2 separate regions of the Homo sapiens genome follow, and region 1 is linked to region 2. Evidence: read pairs that join two places in POLR2A ChIA-PET (ENCODE). Cell type or tissue: OCI-LY7. All regions are shown on one strand.

The links. Peaks named below come from ENCODE experiments on the same cell type or tissue, not always from the same donor. Only the 100,000 strongest peaks of a DNase experiment are listed, where the experiment ranks them.
Region 1: POLR2A ChIA-PET joins it to region 2 with 7 read pairs; 5 of 35 experiments call an interaction of 5 or more read pairs at or near these places.

The regions. Positions count from the first base shown.
Region 1 is chr2:39,407,178-39,411,177 of GRCh38, forward strand. The region is part of intron 1 of MAP4K3 (mitogen-activated protein kinase kinase kinase kinase 3); the gene reads right to left. Among named protein-coding and RNA genes, the nearest start is that of MAP4K3, 28 kb to the right of the region's middle. RefSeq lists an enhancer at 1,689-1,838. In OCI-LY7, no CTCF peak of the experiment used is centred here; no DNase peak of the experiment used is centred here; H3K27ac peaks cover 486 bases.
Region 2 is chr2:39,463,096-39,467,095 of GRCh38, forward strand. The region is part of intron 3 of MAP4K3-DT (MAP4K3 divergent transcript); the gene reads left to right. Among named protein-coding and RNA genes, the nearest start is that of MAP4K3-DT, 28 kb to the left of the region's middle. In OCI-LY7, no CTCF peak of the experiment used is centred here; no DNase peak of the experiment used is centred here.

The DNA of each region.
Region 1 (4,000 bases), 56 kb before region 2:
GATACAAACTCAGCAAACAGGAAATAAAGAGAACTGTGCCAATATAGCAAATAGCATATGAAAAAGACCTAAAGCTAACATCAAAGGAAATGGTGAAAGCCTAAATAGTATCTTCCTAAGAGCAGGAACAAGGGAAGAATGTCTGCTCTCACCACTTCTATTAACAACTTAAAGGAAAAAAAAAAAAAAGGATTTAAAGTTGAAGAATGCCAGTTGGAGAATGGTTTGATAATCTGAAGAAGTGGTTTGGCTTAAAAACGTCAAGAAAACAGAAGAAACAGCTACTGCCAACCAAGAGGCAGCAGAGGAGCTCCCAGACACCATTAAGAAAATCATTCAGGAGAAAGGTTATCTGCCTAAACAGGTTTGTTTGTTTGTTTTTGTTATTTTTGTTTTGTTTTTTATAGAGCGAGAGACAGGATCTCACTCTATTGCCCAGGCTGAAGTGCTGTGGCATGACCTTGGATCACTGCAGCCTCAACCTCCTGGGCTAAAGTGATCCTCTCATCTCAGCCTCCTGAGATGGAAACTGAGACCACAGGTGCATGCCACCACATACAGCTAATGCTCTTATTTTTTATAGACATGGGGTCTCACTATGTTGCCCAGGCTGGTCTCAAATTCCTGGGCTCACGTGACCCTCCCATCTCGGCCTCCCAAAGTGCTGGGAGTGCAGGTGTAGGCCACTGTGTCTAGCACTGAACAGGTTTTTTAATGCAGATGAAAGTGCCCTATTTTGGGAAAAAAATGCCACAAGATATTAGTAAAGAAGAGAAGCAAGCACAGGATTTATGGCAGGAAAGGATAGGCTAACTCCATCCACTGTTTTGTGCAGATGCAGTCAAGTTTATGATCAGGACTGCTCTTATCTACAAAGCTTTTAACCCTTGAGCCTTAAAGGGAAAAAATAAACACCAGCTGCCAGTCTTTTGGTTGTACAAAACAAAAACAAAAAGCAAAAAATAAAAAAAACCATCTAGATAACAAAACCCTTTTTCTGGATTGGTTCCTTCCATGCTTTGTCTGTAAAGTCAGGAAGTACCTTCTCAGTAAGGAACTGCCTTTTAAAGTTCCTTTGATATTAGACAATGCCCCTGGCCACCCAGATCCCAGGAGTTCAACACTGAAGATGTCAAAATAGTCTACTTGACCCAAGCACAATATCTCTAATTCAGCATCTAGATCAGGGGGTCATAAGGACCTTTAAGGGTCATTAGACACGATACTCTAGGGAAGGGACTGTCAATTCAATGGAAGAGAACACCAACAGAGAGAATGTCATGAATGTCTGGAAGAATTTCATCATTGAAGATATATTGCTGTTACAGAAAAAACCTTTAAAGCCATCAAGCCTGAAACAAAAAATTCCTGCTGGAGAAAACTATGCCCAGATGTTGCACATGACTTCACAGGATTTATGAGAGTCAGTCAAGGAAATCATGAAAGAGATTGCAGATATGGCAAAAAAAAAAAAAAGGTGGTGGGGGGTTGGGTGGGTGAAGGGTTTCGAGATATGGATCTTAGAGAAATTTAAGAGCTAACAGATACCAAACCAGAGGAATTAACAGAAGCAACTTGATGGAGATGAGTGCTTCTAAAGCAGTGCCAGACGATGAGGAAGAAGACAAAGAAGAAGCAGTGCCAGAAAGCAAAGTAACATCAGGCAATCTGGCAAATGGGTTTGATTCTCCAAGACTGCTTTGACTTCTTTTATGACAGGGATCCTCCCATGATACAGGCACTGAAACTAACAGTGGGAGGATTGGTACCATATAGAAACATTTTTAGAGAAATGAAAAAGCAAAAAAGCCAGACAGAAATTACAATGTATTTCTGTAAAGTTATACTGTGCCTGCCTCTTCTGTCTTTCCTTTCACTTCTGCCACCCTGACAGCAAAACCAACCCTTCCTCTTCCTCCTCAGCCTACTCAACATGAAGACAAGGATAGACACTTATGATGATCTACTTCCACTTAAGGAATAGTAAATATATTTTCTCTTCCTTATGATTTCTTCGCCTTTCCTTTTCTGTAGCTTACTATATTGTAAGAATATAATACACAATACATATAAGAAATACACGTTAATTAACTATTTATATTATCAGTAAGACCTCTGGTCAACAGTAGACTATTAGTGGTTAAGCTTTGGGGAAGTCAAAAAGTTATACATGGATTTTCCACTACATGGGGGGCTGGCTCCCCTAACCTCTCTGTTGTTCAAGGATCCACTCTAATATTGCTGAACTTCAATAAATGATCCACTTGGAAGCTGGCTGCAGTGGCACCAGCTTATAGTCCCAGCTACTCTAGAGGCTGAGGCAGGAGAATCATTTGAACCCAGAAGTTTGAGTCCAGCCTGGGCAACATTTAAAAACAAAACGACAACAACAAATCACTTAAAGCTAAACTAGATGTTTCAGCCAGTTTGTAAATTTCTCCAGAAAATATTGAGTATGCAGAGAACAGAAATCGGAAGAGAAAAATAAAGCATAGTAGATATTGAGATATACTCAGAGTTGAAAATAAACAAAAACAAGGTTAATTTAACAGTGTGAACAGAAATAGACTAAAAATAATTATCCATATTCTACATGGAATCTCTGTTTATGTTACAGTTGGTATAAATGCCTATTTACCTAGTACTATAATAAATGTAAAGACAGATCTCTAATTCACAGGCACTGAGATAAAGGACAATGTGGTTAAGCAATAACTGAAGACTCAATAGCACTTAAAGGGATAGTTTCTAAGTGCTAATTCCAATGATGGAATGAAAATAGCAGAAAGGTATTTCCATTGTTAAGGTACTTTGAAAAACTTCTTACCACAAACTGAAACATAAAATGCTACATATGATTATGCCCAACATTTGCTTTTTCAATATCCTTTACGTTTTTCTGACTACAGCGAAGAAGTAACTTTGGTTAATCTCTTTTTAGTTTCTACTTACACCTAGGTCTGGGTATGGTAGTTTGGGATTGTGGAGGAGGGAGCTGCTAATCTGTCATTTAAAGCAACAGCTGATTTCTAGTTCAGCAACAGGCCACTGCATCATCTACACATAAGAGGCAGCTGAACCCTTTATAGATTGGCAGGACATACCACAAATAGCCACAATCAAGAATTTGGAGTTCCCTGTATTCACGCAACATCCTGTACCCATGTCAATAATTAGACATAATTTTACAATCCTAGAAAATTAGAGCAATAAAATCATAACAAAGCAACTGGTAATATTATGAAGATCTTAGCATTTCTTGTAAAGCTTTCTATCTTTATAAATGTTGGTTCTTTGCTAATACATTATAATAACAAACTCTACTGAAAACCATTACAGTCACATGTCACTCTAACAGCCAAAAATCTTATTACATGATTTTGGAACACATACACAAGTGTGTGCAGAAAGCAGTATTTCTCTTCCACAGACAAATGGTAAATTATTTATCATGAAAATAATATTTAAAAGATCATTTTTAAAAAGGTCTTTGCATGGTGGAAGACTAAAACTAGTACTTTTCATAATATGAAGGATAACAACATTTCCAAGTTTTGAAAAGCTTTTCTAGCTCTTCAAAAATGTAATTTTCACTATAGCAATTAAACCAAAATGCACAGAATAGCCATTTTAGCTATACAAAAGGATATACGGTACAATGACATCAAAGGCACATATGTCATAGTTTTTGCTACTGATATCCTAGAATTGTTTTTGTATGTCATCTTTTCAAAGAAACATATCTTCACCATATAATCTACATTAGCATTAAATACACCTTTGAGAAACTGTTTAAAAGAACAAAATATTTTGATATCATTATGCCATTTTTTTTACTTAAGCTGGAGATAAATGAACAGAATCTATGTCTTTTTAAATACAGGACAGTAATTCAACAGTAATTTTTAAAAACAAAGTATACTCCATATAATTGTATGCCTTAAGTTTAAGTGAATTTCCTGTGAGGACTGGGAAATGGATATTTACATCAGAGAAATGT
Region 2 (4,000 bases):
GGCGGAGGTTGTTGGGAGCCAAGATTGTGCTATTGCACTCTAGCCTGGGCAACAAGAGTGAAATTCCATCTCAAAAAAAAAAAAAAAAAAAAAAAAAGCTGGACAGTTGATCACCTTACTCAAAATGTAACAACTTAAAACAGTAAGCATTTGTTATCTCAGTTTCTCTAGATTAGAAATCCAGAAGGAGCTTAACTGGATGTTTCTGGCTCAAGGTCTCTCATGAAGTTGCAGTCAACACATTAGCTGGGGCTGCAGCCATCTGAAGCTTGACCTGGGCTGGGGACCTGCTTCCAAGCTCACTCATGTGATGCTGACAAGAGGCCACAATGTCTTGCTATGTGAGTCTCTCATTGTGTGCCCTCATAATGTGGCAACTGGCTTTCCCCATAAGCAAGTGATAGAGACAGAGAAAGGAAAGAGAATTTGCCTTATGTAATAATATCTCATAAATGGAAAGGGAGAAAAACTAAGGACTCAGATAGATGTTCTAGTGTCTTTTAAAATTTTTGTAAGTTTATTTTATTTATTTATTTTTTGGAGACCGGGTCTTGCTCTGTTACGCAGGCTGGAGGGCAGAGACGAGAAAAGGGGTCCCAGAACCTCTGGGGCTCAAGCGATCCTCCCACCTCAGCCTCCTGAGTAGCTGAGCTGGAACTAGAGAGGTGTGTGCCAACACTTCTGGCTTTTTTTTTTTTTTTTTTTTTTTGGTAGAGGCAAGGGTCTCACTATGTTGCTCAGAACTCCTGGCCTCAGGCAGTCCTCCTGCCTTGGCCCCCTAAAGTGTTGGGATTACAGGCATGACCCACCATCCACCATGCCCTGCTCATGTCTTTTAAAACCTAATCTTGCCATCACTCCTGTCATATTTTACTGGTCACACACTTCACCTCTGGTACAATTTGAACGGGAACTACACAAGGGTCTTCATGCTAATGTGTGAATATAAGGAAACCAGATCATTGAGCATTCCTGGAACCTCACTTCTACAAACTGTAATCCTAACTTTTTTTTTTTTTTTTTTTTGAGATGGAGTCTCACTCTGTTGCCCAGGCTGGAGTGCAGTGGCATGATCTTGGCTCACTGCAACCTCTGCCTCCCAGGTTCAAGTGATTCCCCTGCCTCAGCCTCCTGAGTAACTGGGATTACAGGCATGTGCCACCACGCCTGGCTAATTTTTGTATTTTTTGGTAGAGCTGGGGTTTCACCATGTTGGTCAGGCTGGTCTTGAACTCCTGACCTCAGGTGACTCGCCTGCCTCAGCCTCCCAAAGTGCTGGGATTACAGGCATGAGCCACTTTGCCCAGTCTCCATTTTACTGATTTTTAAATTAAAACATCCTCATTATAGAATGCATGGACAATTCAAGAGTATAATAGAGACGCATGTTACAATGAACACCTTTGAACATAAATTTTACTCCTATCTCTGATTAGATTTCTAGTTGTGCAATTATTAGGGCACATGGCTTACACATCTTGAGACTTGTTCCATATTGCCAAAATGCTTTTCTGATACTTGCAGTGTATCAGATGCCCATTTTGCCATACCCTTGCTAGCCTCCAGTATTATTTTTAGTAACTCTGCCAATTTCTAGGTGAAAAACTGTACCCCCTTGTTTTAGAGTGCTTTTTAATAGGAAAGTGGAACATTTTCTCATAGGTTTAGTGGACACCACTAATAAATAAGCATTTAACAGATTGTAAATCCTTTCCATATATATATATATATGTATATACGTATTTATTTAACATTTATTGAGTGCCTATTGTAAGAACAGGAAGTATCCCTGCTGCCAAAATACTCACAGTCAAGTGAGTGAGACTGACCAAAAAAAAAAAAAAAAGTTCAATATATTCTAATCTGAGGAAACATTTAAAAAGCAAAGTAAAGAAACAGTTTGGTTGCTAATTGAGACTTTAAGTACTTTTCCTGCACTGGAACATCAAGTAGAGAGGTGGGGAATGATGGAGTATTAAGAGAATAAGACTAGCTAAGTGAGATCAGATCTCATTGGCCTGTCCAGCTCTGTTAAGAAACTTAGGTCTAATCCCTGAAGGCAATGGGAAAGCAAGGAAGAGTTTTAAACACCCACAAGTGAAATGATCAGATTTGTGCTTTTGAAATCTCCTTCTGCTGAACTGTGGAGGAAAAGCGGAAGAGTGGTACTAATGGAAATAGGACAGCCAGATAGGAAACTGAAGCTGTAGTTCAGGAAAGAGACAAGGATGGCCTGACCTAGTGGAACAGAGAGAAGGATGTTGAGAAATGTTTTAGGTTTAAATGGCAGCCCTCATCCCAGCCTAAGCCTCTGGAAAAATAAAGCAATAAAACAAATGATTGGAAGACAGGCTCTAAAACATTTATTGCTGAAAAAAAAGCTAAGGTATAGGTCTTAGCTTAGTGTGAGAGCCAAATGAGATGCTAAATAAACCCCTTGATTAGGGTATGTGCCTCTGATGTGAATGTTGTGGTGTGCCACCTAGATTTGTTTTCCCAAATATACAATTTATTCCCCCTGCTGGGAGTGCTGCTTGCAGACACGTCCATCAACTAGTAGTCATCTTTAGGGATGGCCTTGTCTAAAGAGAGCCACTAGCCCAAAGTCATGCTCCCTGCCTGAGGTGGTCCATGTGTAATGACTGATCCAAGTAGAAAATGTAAAGTCTTGATCCCAATTTGAGACAATTTCGAAAGGCCATCCCAGCTTTGGTGCTCCCCAAAGTCCAGCTGAGGTCTGCATTGAGACTGAATCTCAGCTCAACTTCTCCCTTTGCCCAATCTTGCTCCCTTCCCTTCTTTTCCTGTTTCTACCCTTTCCGTTCTACCCTTCTCTTCTCATTCTTTCCCCTTCCTTCTCCTTTCCTTTCCTTAGGATCCACAAGGAAACACCTGTCCCTTGGGAAAAAGCGTCGATCCCAAGAGCATTCCCCAATAAAACCTCCTACACACTAATTTCCGTTTCAGAATCTACTTCCCAGGGAATCCAACCTGTGATGCCCCTTGAGAAAAACTATACCTGGAGGATTAGAATGTGTGTCCCCTGTGGCCAGCAGCCACGAGGAGGAAGGGTGGCAGAAACTAGCATGCCCAGTTTGTCCTTTCCAAATTTACAAATCATAGGTCATTCCACCTTCCCTGAGATAGAATGGTTAAGTATGTGGACATATGCCAGGATTTACACCACCTGTGTTTCTTCAATAAAGTGGGAAACATTGAGATAATATCCAGTGATATTAAGGAGCTAGATTCACTAGGAATAAATGTATTAGATATAGTTGAGGAAAAATAGCGCCAGTCAAGAATTACCGATGGGTCTTAGGTAACTGAGTAGGTGGTAGTGTCGTTTACCGAGATTAAAAAAACAAGCCTGGAGGGATCTATGAGTTTCATTTGAAATGCCTTTGGGATGTCAAAGCAACTTGTTCACTAGGCAATTAAAGATATAAATCTGGAGTCCAGGAACATGACCTAGAGAACTGATATGAATGTATATACATACCTATCAGCATACACCCAGTAATGACTGGTATCCCGCAAGGCCGACAGATATAACTTAGGGAACAGAAGTCAGTTAAAAAAAAAAAAAAGACCAACAGACTCTAATTAGTATTTTCAGAGATTTGAGGGGTATTACCTAACTAAAACAAGACAAAAGATGCTATGAAAAGAATTATCAGAAATACAAGGAAATCTTGGGAATGAGAATATGATTGGCAAAGTTAAAATTTCACTGGAAGGATTAGAAAACAGAGTTGAGGCTGGGCACAGTGGCTCACGCCTGTAATCCCAGCACTTTGGGAGGCCGAGATGGGTGGATCACCTGAGGTCAGGAGTTTGTGACCAGCCTGACCAATGTGGTGAAATCCCGTCTCTACTAAAAATACAAAAATTAGCCGGGCGTGGTGGCGTGTGCCTGTATTCCCAGCTACTCAGGAGGGTGAGACAGGAGAATTGCTTGGACCCGGGAGGCAGAGGTTGCAGTGAGCCAGGATCATGC